Linked DNA regions of Homo sapiens: regions 1, 2, 4 and 5 are each linked to region 3. A link is a contact called in ENCODE Hi-C or POLR2A ChIA-PET data. All regions are on one chromosome and are shown on one strand. Each heading gives the region's core, a stretch centred on a gene start or an enhancer-like site at or near the end of the contact. The rest is flanking DNA. Distances are from core to core; before and after follow the strand shown.

The links. A loop is a pair of places that touch in the nucleus more often than their neighbours do. ChIA-PET counts read pairs that join two places held with the same protein, here RNA polymerase II (POLR2A). Pooled maps may share reads with other maps.
Region 1: a pooled map shows a loop between it and region 3 (8-fold over the local background). The contact joins two enhancer-like sites. A Hi-C loop is called at or near these places in 3 of 37 single-sample maps with no recorded cell type and 3 of 50 pooled maps. POLR2A ChIA-PET finds 5 or more read pairs at or near these places in 2 of 52 experiments (WTC11 and activated B cell).
Region 2: a loop to region 3 is called in a pooled map, with 3 times the contacts of the local background. The contact joins two enhancer-like sites. A Hi-C loop is called at or near these places in 3 of 50 pooled maps. POLR2A ChIA-PET finds 5 or more read pairs at or near these places in 2 of 52 experiments (activated CD4-positive, alpha-beta T cell and naive thymus-derived CD4-positive, alpha-beta T cell).
Region 4: a pooled map shows a loop between it and region 3 (5-fold over the local background). The contact joins two enhancer-like sites. A Hi-C loop is called at or near these places in 2 of 50 pooled maps. POLR2A ChIA-PET finds 5 or more read pairs at or near these places in 7 of 52 experiments (B cell, H1, OCI-LY7 and 3 more).
Region 5: a pooled map shows a loop between it and region 3 (2.7-fold over the local background). The contact joins two enhancer-like sites. A Hi-C loop is called at or near these places in 2 of 37 single-sample maps with no recorded cell type and 2 of 50 pooled maps. POLR2A ChIA-PET finds 5 or more read pairs at or near these places in 2 of 52 experiments (WTC11 and endothelial cell of umbilical vein).

The regions. Positions count from the first base shown.
Region 1 is chr10:71,872,296-71,874,995 of GRCh38, forward strand. No RefSeq gene overlaps it. Among named protein-coding and RNA genes, the nearest start is that of LINC03139, 4.4 kb to the right of the region's middle. RefSeq lists an enhancer at 1,324-1,393. Within about 2 kb of position 1,401, at least 4 of the 41 ENCODE cell types and tissues checked have a DNase peak (open chromatin) inside an H3K27ac peak, as active enhancers do.
Region 2 is chr10:71,932,535-71,935,234 of GRCh38, forward strand. No RefSeq gene overlaps it. Among named protein-coding and RNA genes, the nearest start is that of CHST3, 31 kb to the right of the region's middle. Within about 2 kb of position 1,282, at least 2 of the 41 ENCODE cell types and tissues checked have a DNase peak (open chromatin) inside an H3K27ac peak, as active enhancers do.
Region 3 is chr10:72,295,981-72,298,680 of GRCh38, forward strand. No RefSeq gene overlaps it. Among named protein-coding and RNA genes, the nearest start is that of DDIT4, 23 kb to the left of the region's middle. RefSeq lists enhancers at 1-185, 1,190-1,489, 2,141-2,700, 2,410-2,499 and a silencer at 1,850-2,119. Within about 2 kb of position 1,356, at least 39 of the 41 ENCODE cell types and tissues checked have a DNase peak (open chromatin) inside an H3K27ac peak, as active enhancers do.
Region 4 is chr10:71,985,596-71,988,295 of GRCh38, forward strand. All of the region lies in intron 1 of CHST3 (carbohydrate sulfotransferase 3), which reads left to right. Among named protein-coding and RNA genes, the nearest start is that of CHST3, 23 kb to the left of the region's middle. Within about 2 kb of position 1,381, at least 21 of the 41 ENCODE cell types and tissues checked have a DNase peak (open chromatin) inside an H3K27ac peak, as active enhancers do.
Region 5 is chr10:71,895,557-71,898,256 of GRCh38, forward strand. No RefSeq gene overlaps it. Among named protein-coding and RNA genes, the nearest start is that of LINC03139, 19 kb to the left of the region's middle. Within about 2 kb of position 1,399, at least 4 of the 41 ENCODE cell types and tissues checked have a DNase peak (open chromatin) inside an H3K27ac peak, as active enhancers do.

The sequences.
Region 1 (2,700 bases), core at 151-2,650, 420 kb before region 3:
AATAAATAAATAAATAAATAAATAAATAAATAAATAAATAAATAAATAAAATAGAGCTTGCAGTCCCTCAGAGAGCACCCTAGTCCAATGGCCTCCTTTTACAGGAAGAGAAACTGAGGCCCAGAGGGATCAAGAGGCTCCCCCAAGGTCACCCAGCAAGAGGCTAGAGCTGGGACAAAACCCCCAAGTTTCTGACTCCCTGGGCAAGGCTTTTTCCACTGTTTTGGTCTTTGGCCATAGAGATAATCTGCTTAAAAAATTAACTTGGGATTTCATGTAATCACTGAGGCCTCAGAAGCCTTGCCCAAGGAAAGACGAGGAGGGTTTATTAAGCTTTGTTCTAGGAGTTACAGGGACAAGGCCACATAGCAGGGCTAGAAACTGATGTGTGCCACCCTCCTCCAGGCCAGTAGCAGCTTGTATTTCTAGAAAAGGCTTAATTTTCCAGGTCAGGGCAGGTCCCAGAAGGCACCTTCTGGGGATGCGGCTGGACCCCGTGACTCAGCTGATTCCACATTATTCTCTGTTTCCCTCCCCACTCAGGGTGACTGCCAGATTCTGGCCTCCCTTGGGCCTTCAGAGATGGAAGTGATCTTAGGTTGTTGGTGGGTCCTACAACCTATAGTGGAAAGGTGACCATCTAATTTTTTTTTTTTTTTTTTTGAGACAGAGTCTGGCCCTGTTGCCCAGGCTGGAGTGCAATGGCGCGATCTCGGCTCACTGCAACATTCGCCTCCCAGGTTCAAGCAATTCTCCTGCGTCAGCCTCCTGAGTAGTTGGGGTTACAGGTGTGCAACCACTTCCAGCTAATTTTTGTATTTTTAGTATAGATGGATTTCTTTTCTTTTTTTTTTTTTTTTAGAAGGAATTTCGCCCTCTCACCCAGGCTGGAGTGCAGTGGCATGATCCAGTCTTGGCTCACTGCAACCTCCGCCTCCCGATCCAAGCGATTCTCCTGCCTCAGCCTCCCAAGTAGCTGGGATTACAAGTGCGCACCACCATGCCCGGCTAATTTTTTGTATTTTTTTAGTAGAGATGGGGTTTCACCATGCAGCCCAGGCTGGTCCCAAACTCCTGACCTCGTGATCCACCTGCCTCGGCCTCCCAAAGTGCTGGGATTACAGGCATGAGCCACCACGCCCGGCCTGAGATAGGGTTTCACCATGTTGGCCAGGCTGGTCTCAAACTCCTGATTTCAGATGATCCACCCGTCTAGGCCTCCCAAAGTGCTGGGATTACAGGTGTGAGCCACCATGCCCACTTGTGTCTAATTTATCATCCTCACCAGGACACTTTTGAGCATGGCCAGGGACATCTGGTCACCCAGCCACTGCTATCTCTGAGCATCATGATGGGTTGAAGAGTCAGTGAGCCGGCGGTTGAGGACCCACTGTGCTTGGGTCCCATACCTGATGAGAAAGAAGGGCCCAAGTCCCAGGCCTGCAAAACCACAGCCCTAGAAGGAGTGAGAGCACACAGCCAGCATGACCCAGGAAACTAGAACTGAAACCCTCAAAGCTGAAAGGTCTAGATGACTGTCCTTACTGTCCCAACGGGGAGCACACAGCTCTGAAAGGCCAAGGGCCTTGCCCAAGGTTACCCCCCGAGAAGATCAGAGACTCAAACCCAGGTTCCCAACTCTCAGCTCAGTGTGCGCTGTGCCACCGGTTCCCTTTCATCTGCAAACCCCCTGCCTATCTGGAAGGTGTGCACACAGCCTGGAAGCTTGTTATACTGGATTGTAAAAATTGTTCCTTGCCCTGGACTGGTGTGTGGCTTTGTTTGTGTGTGGCTTCCTAATCCTGCAGCCCCTGTGGGTGGGGAGGTCCCCTTTGCAAATAAGCGTGCCAGGCTCCAGAACCCAGGGAGAAGGCAAATATTTCCTGAACTAAACCTGCTCTCAGCACTTCCACTACTACTACCCCAGTCCAGGCCACCATCATCTCCCAGGTGGCCTCAGTGGCCTCTAAGTGGTATCCGGGATCCTTCTCTTTTCCCCACTCTTCATCCTCCATGTCAGAGCATGGAGCCTGGGTGCAGATCCCACACAACTCTCCCTCAGAGCTATCCACGCTCAAATCCTGGATGCACAGCAATGTCATGTGGCTGCCATCCTCCTGTCTGGCTTCCCCGTGTCCCCTTTCTTTCTTTCTTTTTTTTTTTTTGTTTGAGATGTAGTCTTGCTCTGTCGCCCAGGCTGGAGTGCAGTGGCGCGATCTCTGCTCATTGCAAGCTCTGCCTCCCGGGTTCACACCATTCTCCTGCCTCAGCCTCCCGAGTAGCTAGGACTACAGGCACCTGCCACCACGTCCGGCTAATTTTCTGTATTTTTAGGAGAGATGGGGTTTCACCGTGTTAGCCAGGATGGTCTCGATCTCCTGACCTCGTGATCCACCCGCCTTGGCCTCCTAAAGTGCTGGGATTACAAGCGTGAGCCACCGGGCCCAGCCCCCCGTGTCCCCTTTCTTGGTATCCTGCCACCTCACACAAGAAAGGCACAACTCCCGCCCAACTGGGCCTTCCATGGGGCAGTGCCCTGTGAACAACCTCCTACCCCCAGTAGGTAGTTAGAGAGGTACCTGGAGGCAGAGCCTGTTCTCAGCACACTATGAGGGCAGGAACCAGGGTCACACTCCTTTGGCCCAGATAAGGCTCAGAAGTGAGAACGTTGTCATGGGGCCACACCCTTATTTGAATTTC
Region 2 (2,700 bases), core at 32-2,531, 360 kb before region 3:
TAAGGAGAAGAAGGCTTGAAAGTTGAAATTACTCCTTGATCCATGGGCCACAGAATGGATGTTGTGTTTGCAGGCATGGAAACAACATTCATCTCCTTGTACATCTCCATCAGAGCCCATGGGTGACTAGATGCATTGTCAGTAAGCAGTGATATTTTGAAAAAAAATATTTTTTCTGAGCAGTAGGTCTCAACAGTTGGCTGAAAATATTCAATGAACAGATAAGCTGTTGTGCAAGTTTTTTTTTTATAGAGCACAGGCAGAGTGAACCTAGCATAATTCTTTTTTTTTCCCCACTTCAATAATAATCTGATATAGTCTAGATTTAGTTTTTTTTTTTTTTTTTTTTTTTTTTTTTTGAGGCAGAGTCTCACTCTGTCGCCCAGGCTGGAGTGCAATGGTGCAATCTCGGCTCACTGTAACCTCCGCCTCCCAGGTTCAAGCAATTCTCCTGCCTTAGCCTCCCAAGTAGCTGGGATTACAGGCGCCCACCACCGCACCTGGCTAATTTTTGTATTTTTAGTAGAGATGGGGTTTCACCATGTTGGCCAGGCTGGTTTTGAACTCCTGACCTCAGGTGATCCAACCGCCTCAGCTTCTCAAAGTGCTGGGATTACAGGCGTGAGCCACCGCACCCAGCTGATTTAGCATAATTTTTAAGGGCTCTAGGACTTTTGGAATGGTCAATGAGCATTGGCTTTAACTTAAAGTCACCAGCTTCCCCTAACAACTTAAAGTCACCTGCTGCCCCTAACAAGAGAGTCAGCCTGTCGCTTGAAGCTTTGAAGCCAGGCACTGACTTCTCCTCTCTAGCTGTGAAAGTCCTAGATGGCCTCTTCTTCCCACGTAAGGCTGTGTCGTCTCCATTAAAACACCTGTTGTTTAGTGTAGCCACCTTCATCAATGACCTTAGCTGGATCTTCTGAATAACTTTCTGCAGGTTTTATGTTATGTATATGACATATTTCCTTAAACCCCATGAACCCACTTCTGCCAGCTTCCAACTTTTCTGCAGCTTCCTCGTCTCTCTCAGCCTTCATAGAATTGAAGATAGTTGGGGCCTTGCTCTGCATTAGGCTTTGGCTTAAGGGAATGTTATGGCTGGCTTGATCTTCTGTCTATACCACTCAGAAACTTTCTCCATATCAGCAAGACTGTTGTGCTTTCTTATCATTTGTGTGTTCACTGGAGCAGCTCTTTTGATTTCCTTCAAGAAATTTTCCTTTGCCTTCACAACTTGACTGTTTGGTGCAAGAAGCCTTTGTAACTGCTGTGGTTTTTCCCCACCCACCTGCACCTTAAGCTTGTGGGTTTAACCCGTCACCTAGTTTTGTTGTGGATATGATCTGTAGATCTGGGGTTTTTAAAATCCTACTTTTGTTTTCATTTGGGGTGTATTATTCTACTAGGTCTGCCATAACAGACTTACACAATGGCAACTTATTTTCTGGAGGCTGGAAGTCCAACATCAGGTGCCATTAGTTTGGTTCCTGGTGAGGCCTCTCTTCCAGCTTATAGACAGCCACCTTCTTGCTGTGTTCTCACATAGACTTTCCTCTGTGCAGGTGCAGAGAAAGGAAGATATCTGGTGTATGCTGTGTCTTCTTCTTATGAGGACACCAGTCCTATTGGATTAGGGCCCCACCCTTATGGCCTCAGTTAATTGTAATTTAGACCTTTAAATCTCCATAAAGGTCTATCTTGTTTCATTTGTGCTGCTGTAAGAAAAAAACAAGAACAAAAACACCCAAGACTATTTCCCTCCACTGGCAATGAGAAAAAGAAAAAGAAAAAAAAACAGCTAAGACTAGTTTTTTTTATTAATTTATTTTTATTTCAATAGGTTTTTGGGGAACAGGTGGTGTTTGGTTGCATGGATAAGTCCTTTTTTTTTTTTTTTTTTTTTGAGACAGAGTCTCGCTCTGTTGCCTGGCGGGAGTGCAGTGCAGCGATCTCCACTCACTGCAACCTCTGCCTCCTAGGTTCAAGCAATTCTCATGCCTCAGCCTCCTGAATAGCTGGGACTACAGGTGCATGCCACCACGCCCAACTAATTTTTGTATTTTTAGTAGAGATGGGGTTTCACCACGTTGGCCAGGATGGTCTCGATCTCTTGACCTCGTGATCCACCCCCCTCGGCCTCCCAAAGTGCTGGGATTACAGGTGTGAGCCTCTGTGCCCAGCCCCAGATAAGTTCTTTAGTGGTGATTTCTGAGATTTTGGTGCACCCATTACCCAAGCAGTGTACACTGTACCCAATGTGTAGCGTTTTTTGTTGTTGTTGTTTCTTCCTGAGACAGAGTCTCGCTCTGTCGCCCAGGCTGGAGTACAGGGGCACAATCTCAGCTCACTGCAAGCTCCACCTCCCAGGTTCAAGCCATTCTTCTGCCTCAGCCTCCCGAGTAGCTAGGATCACAGGCATGTGCCACCACGACCAGCTAATTTCTTTTGTATTTTTAGTAGAGATGGGGCTTCACCATGTTAGCCAGGATGGCCCAATGTGTAGTCTTTTATCTCTCACCCCACTTCCATCCTTCCCCACCACCCGCCAAGTTTTCAAAGTCCATTGTATCATTCTTATGCCTTTGCGTCCTCATAGCTTAGCTCCCACTTATGAGTGAGAATATATGATGTTTGGTTTTCCATACCTGAGTTACTTCAGTTAGAATAATAGTCTCCAACTCTATCCAGGTTTTTGCA
Region 3 (2,700 bases), core at 106-2,605:
CTGGTATCTGTGTGGTCACATGACCCCAACTGTCCAGTTACAGTGAAACCCGGGACATGTGTCACAATTCCCAAGGACAGAGCCTCTTTCTACTCAACTGGAACTTGGGATGATGTGCCCCTGCAGCTGCAGCAGGTGCTCATGGAGCCCAAACACTTCCCAAGACAGCAAAGGCAAAGTACAAACAAGTACAAAGACTCTGGGAAATGAGTCTTCATGACGTCGTGGTGTCGCCAGATCGAGTCATGCCTGGGGTTCTCAGTTTCCTGAGCCAGTAGATTCCCTTTTTAGCATAAATCAGTTTGAGTCAGGTTTTCTGGCATTTGCATCATTAAGAGTCTGACATTCATATGGTGAATTTTCTTTTCTTTTTTTTCTTTTTTTTTTTTTGAGATGGAGTTTCGCTCTTGTTGCCCAGGCTGGAGTGCAATGGTGCGATCTCGGCTCACCGCAACCTCTGCCTTCTCCTGGGTTCAAGCGATTCTTCTGCCTCAGCCTCCTGAGTAGCTGGGATTATAGGCATGCGCCACCATGACCGGCTACTTTTGTATTTTTAGTAGAGACGGGGTTTTTTCCATGTTGGTCAGGCTGGTCTCAAACTCCGGACCTCAGGTGATCTGCCCGCCTCGGCCTCCTAAAGTGCTGGGATTACAGGCGTGAGCCACCGCGCCCGGCCATGGGTCTGTTCTTAAATGGGGCTTCCAGAGGGAACCTCAGCCTGTTTTGAAATAACAAGGATCCAGGCACGGTGGCTCACGCCTATAATCCCAGGACTTTGGGAGGCTGAGGCGGGCGGATCACGAGGTCAGTAGTTTGAGACCAGCCTGACCAACATGGAGAAACCCCATCTCTACTAAAAATACAAAATTAGCCGGGTGTGGTGGCGCATGCCTGTAATCCCAGCTACTCAGGAGGCTGAGGCAGGAGAATTGCTTGAACCCGGGAGGCGGAGGTTGCGGTAAGCCGAGATCGCGCCATTGCACTCCAGCCTGGGAAACAAGAGCGAAACTCCATCTCAAAAAAAGAAAAGAAAAGAAGAGAAAGGACAATAAGGAGTTAGAAACACTTTCTCCCTTCCCTCCTTCCCGAGGGGCGGGCTCCATCTTCTTTATTTTTTATTTTTAGAGAAGAGGTCTCCCTATCTTGCCCAGGCTGGTCTCAAACTCCTGGTCTCAAGCGATCCTCCGGCCTCGGCCTCCCAAAGTGCTGGGTTTAAGACGTGAGCCACCGCGCCCTGCCTCCATGTTCTTTAATCTGCTGTCCCTGGCCCAGGGACCTCCGCAGATAAAGCTCGGTTTCCCCTTTCTGACGCTGTTACCAGTTTGCGGCGGTTAACCCCCCAGAGAGAGCCTGACGCAGATTTGCTGCAGGAAACCACCGAGTCTCACGGCTTGGCACGAACTCTTCCTTCCGGGCCGGCCAGGATGCCTGAGCGTGGGGGTGGGCAGGGCACCTCCTACTTCCCCCCGCAGATAACCACCAACCCGGCCACATCATTCTCACATCTGGGAACTGAGCTCACTCGAGGCTTTTCTCACGTAGCCTCCTTTGAACCTGTTTCCTCATCTGTAAAATGGGGCTAAGGATAGCATCCACCTATTTCAGGGTCGTTTTGAGGGAATCCTGGAGAGAAAACTAGGGTTTTCAGCAAAAGGATCGGCACAAAGTAGATGTTCGCCGCTCCCCTCCCTCCTTCCCGCTCCCCCGGGCAGGAAGGCTCGCGTGCGCGAGGCCACAGCGCAAGCGGGTGCAGAGCAGGATTCGAACAGGGTTCCATGCAACTCCGTGCCCAGGGTCCTACCACCGCCTGAGCTCAGCGGTCTTCAGCCAGCGGGGCCCTTCCACCCCCTTCCTTAATAGTTTTCCTCCTCCGCCTCCTGCACGGCCTCCGCCTCCGCCTGACCGTCCTCGGAAACCTCCCAGCCGCAGCCCGGCCCTCCCCAGCGGCCTGAGTGGCCTCCTCCCGCGGCGCCCCCCAGCTCCGCACCTCCCCAGCCCCGCCCGAGGCGCGCCCAGCGAGCGTGACCCCGACCCAGGGCCACGGCTGCGCCCGTAGGATCGCGGGCGCGCGGGTCTCCATGAGGGACTGGGAGAGATGCGTCACCCGCTAATCCCTCAACTGGGTCGCACCCGGTCTGCCTTGGTTGGTCCCTTCTGATGGCGGAGGCGGGACCTCGACTTGGTGGCCAATGAGGAGCCTCGTGGGGGTGCTCTCGGCTGCCATGGCAACGGAGGGGCCGCCCGCTTCCCCGCGGGGCGAGGCCGGCTCTCCCAGGACTGGCCACATTGCAGTCACGCGCTGTGGCCCCAGTCCTGTTAGCATGAGGTGGGGGTCAGAAGTTGAGGAACAACTCGGACCTAAAGCCTTGACAATTGCCAACAGTGTAGACAAGTCCCAGCATGCCCAAAATTTATAAGAGAAGGCTGCCTGGAAGAGGGACACGATGAGGAGGGTCTGCTGAAACGGACAAAGAAACCCAGTTCAGTGCAGTGGAGTGGACATGGCACGGGCAGGGCACGGAGTGGGGTCGGTGCTTAGTAAGCGGATTAGGGTTTCCAAGCCAAGACCCACCCAGGGCAGGATGGGGAACCAAGGTGAGCAGGTGCGCTGAATTGTGGGTCTCACACTGTCCTTCAGTGTCCCGCAGGAAGAGAGAGCTAAGGATCACCAGGGTCATTCCCCTGCCTCAGGCAGCCTGC
Region 4 (2,700 bases), core at 131-2,630, 310 kb before region 3:
ACCTCTACTTCCAACTTGCAAAGATCTCTTGAAACCCTGCCTCCTGTTGTGGGAGCTAGTTTTCTTTTCTTTTTTTTCCTTTTCATTACACAGTTTCATTTTGACATAACAGTAGATTCACACGCAATTTTAATAAATTGTACAGAGAGGTCTCATGAATCTGTTACCCACTTCCCCCTATGGTAACATTCTGTGAAAGCCTAGCCTAATGTCACAATCAGAATGTTGACTTCATACAGAATCCCCTGTGGTGCCCTTTTATAACTACACTCACTTCCCTCCTGCCCCCACCCCTTCCTTGACCCTTGGCAATACTAGTCTGTTCTCCATTCTTACAGTTTTGTCATTTCAGGAATGTTCTATAAATGGAATTATGCAGTGTGTAACCTTTTGTGATTGGCTGTTTTCACTCAGCACAGTTCCCTGGAAATTCATCCAAGTTATTGTATGTGTATCAGTGTTGTTTTTTTTTACTAAGTAGGTAAAACAAGGGACACAGACCTGTTCTCCTGGCATCCCTCCCTGGTTAGCAAGAGATTCAGCAGGCCGCTGCCACTCTGGCCTTGCTGATAGCTAGTGTGTGTGCAGGCAGCAGCTCCCGCTGTCTGTAAGAGCGCCAGGGTAGTGAAGTTGGGTGCTCTAAAAGTAGTGGCTCTCCATCTTTGCTGATTCTAGGTTAGAATCACCTAAGGAGCTTTAAGTAATCTTGATGCCCAGGCCACACCAATGCAATCTGAATCTGGAGGTGGCACCCAGGCCTCAGTGATTTGTAAACTTCTCTGGATGATTCTTATGCTGTCAGAGTTGAAAACCAGTCCTCTAAAACAGCCGCAGCAGATTCACAATAGCTGTGCCATCCTCCACCCATGATAGATGTCACAGAGCAATCGCAGCACTCGTATTTTCAAATACGGCGCTCCAGGCAGCCCCTTCCCATCTGTCAGCTTTGGCCCGGGGTGGAAATTGACTTGCCCTCTTAGCTGAGAAACCGTTTGGCCATGGCCATGTCCAGGTGTGCCCAGGCCCGAGGCCTGACATGTTAGGTGAGTGTCCCTGTAAGTAATGCTGGAAAGGTGGGCCCTTGACCGATAGGAATAGTTGCAGCAGGCAGAGATCGCCTGGGGCTGGTTCTATAAGATAAACCCGAAGTGGATCAGCCAGTGTCCCTCCCCTGCAGCCCAGCATGGGGAGAGATGTACCCAAGAAATACCAACCAACAGTGCCATTGGCATAGACGGGCTCTGGCTGACATTTGTTCAGACCAGCAATAATGCCCAGCCTGTGTGCAATCTTCCCAATTTTCGGAGCTCACACAGCTTCCTTGATGCTCACAACAACCCTGTGGGGCCAGCCTAAGCTCAGAGAAGTTAAATTCCTCACCCAACGTCAGCAGAGAGTAAGTGGGAGAGCTGGGACCCACTCCAAGTCTGTCCGAGTTCAGGGCCATCTGTCCAACGCTCAGAGCAGTTAGACAATTGACCTCTGTTTCCACTGGCAGACCGAGTGTAGATGGGCTCCTCTGTGGCCATAGATCAGTCAGAGGATAGCAGCAGACACATGCGGACCAAGCCTCCTGCTGCCCAAGACCCCTGTGGCCCCTCTCTCCCTAACCGCTGCTTCTCCTACAGATCTAGTGCAGAGATGTTGGACAGAACACAAGAGGTTGAAGTCAGGGCGGGAGCAGGAAAAAAAAAAAGAATAAGAAGAAAAGAGGCTGGAGTTCCTCCTTTCATCACAGGAATAAAACCCCTTCCTGCTGTCAATGGGACCATTAAGTGGGAGTTTGAGGAAGCTCCAGAGGATTCAAATTCTGTTGCCACTGTATAGAAACAGAGGAGACCGACGCAGTGACTCACATCTGTAATCCCAGCACTTTGGGAGGCTGAGGCGGGCAGATCACTTGAGGTCAGGAGTTCAAGACCAGCCTGGTCCGCATGGTGAAACCCTGTCTGTACTAAAAATACAAAAAAATTAGCTGGGCGTGGTGGTGCCTAACTGTAATCCCAACTACTCGGGAGGCTGAGGCAGGAGAATGGCTTGAACCCGGGAGGCGGAGGTTGCGTTGAGCCAAGATTGTGCCACTGCACTCCACCCTGGGTAACAAGAGTGAGACTGTCTCAAAAAAAAAAAAAAAAAAAGACAGAGGAAATAGAAGTAGGGTTGGAAGAAAACAGGGAGCAGAAGAAATTCTCCTCTCTGTCCTGTCCCTTACTTGATCATTCTCCAGGATCAGAAAGCCTCCTTAGAAGGTCAGGAAGGAGGATAGAGCAAGAATTAGGGATCCTAGACTTATGCATGGAGAGTTTTTCTCTACCCGGTTATCTCAGAAATCCTGTAATGGAGCCGTCTTTCCAGAGGTGCAGAACAAAATGGGAAGCTGTGGCCATTGTGTAGCCATTGAAGGCTAGCCCATGGTCCCCTCACAGCTTCCATGGGCTTCTCCCGAGCATGTGCACGTATGATGCACCCATTGCATGTATACGTACATGCACACATTTCTGGTCAAAAGGTTGATGATTGATAAAACTGACAAAAGCTCCAAACCCCACAAATGAGCACAGCGTTTTGTAATAATGAGCATGACCAAAATGGGAAAAAATAGGGCACATGAGGGATGAGGGAAGAAAAAGGACTCCAGGGCCCAGAAGATTCCTAGGCTTCCTTAGCCACCTCCTCCTAAAGTAGGGGTAATAAGTACAT
Region 5 (2,700 bases), core at 149-2,648, 400 kb before region 3:
ATAATCCCAGCAGTTTGGGAGGCTGAGGTGGGCGGGTCACCTGAGGTCAGGCGTTCAAGACCAGACTGGCCAACATGGTGAAACCCCATCTCTACTAAAAATACAAAAAAATTAGCTGGATGTGGTGGCGCACTCCTGTAATCCCAGCTACTCGGGAGGCTGAGGCAGGAGAATCACCTGAACCTGGGAGGTGGAGGATGCAGTGAGCCAAGATCACAACATTACACTCCAGGCTGGGCGACAAGGGCAAAACTTTGTTTCAAAATAAAAAAATAAATAAAAATTTTAAAAGCCCCAACATATTGCAACAGACTGAATGCAGAAGTAGACATGAGGCTCCAACAGTCTTTAATTAAGACAGTTGCTTGAGAGATTTGCAAAAGTGTAAAACAATGCTGTTTTTCTCACTAAATTTCTCTTTGTTTTGGAAATGAAGGTATTTTTCGTAAAAATATGTTTATGTTTACATGTAATGAGTTCATTATTACTTTTTGATAAATTAATAAATATCTGGGTCCTCAATAATTCTTTTAAAAATTTTTTTATAATTTAAAATAGAGATGAGGGCTGGGCTCGGTGTCTCGCGCCTGTAATCCCAGCACTTTGGGAGGCCAAGGTGGGCAGATCACTTGAGGTCAGGAGTTCAAGAACAGCCTGGCCAACATGGTGAAACTCTGTCTCTACTAAAAATACAAAAATTAGCCGGGCGTGGTGGCTCATGCCTGTAAACCCAGCTACTCGGAGGCTGAGGCAGGAGAATCGCTTGAAACCAGGGGGCGGAGGTTGCAGTGAGGGGAGATCACCCCCCTGCACTCCAGCCTGGGCGACAGAGCAAGACTCCTTTTCAAAAAAACAAACATGTAGCAATGAAGCCATTAAAATAATTTATTTTTTATTTCTTTTTCTTTTTGTATGAATCGACTTTGGATAAGAAAAAAATCTACTTTTTAAAGAGCTGGGTTTGTGTGGTGGGACACCTATTGGGTGCAACAATGTGGAGAACACTGCCCTCTGGCGGTCACTCCCAGTATAGTACCAGAGAGGTGGGGAAGCTTCCCTTGCTATTCTAGGACTGACCATGAGACGGCAGAAGAATACAGTATTTGCTTCTTTTCTATTTCTATTATACTTGCTTTTCTTTTTCTTTTCTATTTCTATTTGCTTCTTTTCTATTTTCTGTTCCTTCTTTTCTATTTTTTTAAATTTAAGTGTAGCTAAGGGGACTCACTATGTTGCCCAGGCTGATCCCCGACTCCTCGGGTCAAGTGACCCTCTCACCTTGGTCTCTCAAAGTGCTGGAATTATGGGCATGAGCCACCATGCCTGGCCTAAAACCCTGTTCCTAATCTCTAGGTTGGTCCTCAAAGCCTCACACTCAGCCGGGTGCCCAGGGATTGGGGCAGGAGTGACCTCACAGAGCTGCCCACAGTAATGATGCCTGAAGTGCTCCAGCTAGCAGGCTAAGCCTTGTCTTCTCTGCCTCCACAGCAACTCATAGCAGCCCTAGGGAAGGCCACATCCCAGACCCCTAAACCCAGAGAGACAGAACGCAGACCTGGGTGGCAAGGACTCAGTAAGTTATTGAGTGCCAAACCGGGCCACCACTGTGCTTGGCTTTAGGAAAACTTGACATCTATAAAACTTTTAATCTCTAGTAGGTGCTCAAAAAAGCCATTCACTCTTTCATGTAACCAAGAAAAGATGTTTGAGCACCTGCAAAGTGCCAGGCACTGTCCTAGTCACTGAGGACACAGTGAGAAGCAAAAGGGGCCCAGGTCCTGCCCACATGGGACTTATAATTTGGTGAGGGAACAAAAAAAATTTAGTCTCAAAAAACCAAAGTTTGGTTAGATGCTGTGAAAAAGGATGGGGTTCTTTAAGGGCACCTGAGAGAGGGGTCTTGTTTTTCCTGGAAGCCAAAAAGAAGCATAAAGGTTGATACGGTTTGGACGTTTGTCCTCCAAATCTCATGTTGAAATGTGATTCCTGGCTGGGCATGGTGGTTCATGCCTGTAATCCCAGCACTTTGAGAGGCCAAGGCAGGCAGATCACTTGAGGTCAGGAGTTCGAGGCCAGCATGGACAACATGGTGAATCCCCATCTATACTAAAAATACAAAACTTAGCTGGGCATGGTGGCACGTGTCTGTAATCCCAGCTACTCAGGAGGCTGAGGGAGGACAATAGCTTGAGCCTGGGAGACAGAGGTTGCAGTGAGCCGAGATTGTAGTGAGCCGAGATTGTGCCACTGCTCTCCAGCCTGGCTGACAGAGCAAGACTCTGTCTCAAAACAAAACAAACAAACAAAACTACCTCTTAACTTAGTCCCCTCGCATTTTTTTTTTTTTTTTTTTGAAACAGAGTCTCAGTCTGTTACCCAGGCTGGTGTGCATGCAGTGGCACAATCATGGCTCACCTTCCACCACAGACTACAAACATGTGCCACCACATCCGACTAAGTTTTTTTTGTTTTTTTTGTTTTTTGGGGTTTTTTTTTTTTTTTTTGTAGAGATGGGGATCTCACCATGTTGCCCAGTCTGGTCTCAAGCTCCCAAGCTCAAGTGATCCTCTCATTTCGGCCCCCTAATGTATTGTCATTCCAGCCATGAGCCATGGTGCCCAGCATCTCCTGCTTTTTAACTTTGTTTTTAAAAGCTTCTTGATTTTTGTTTCAATTTAATACTGTCTTGGCAACTTTTTA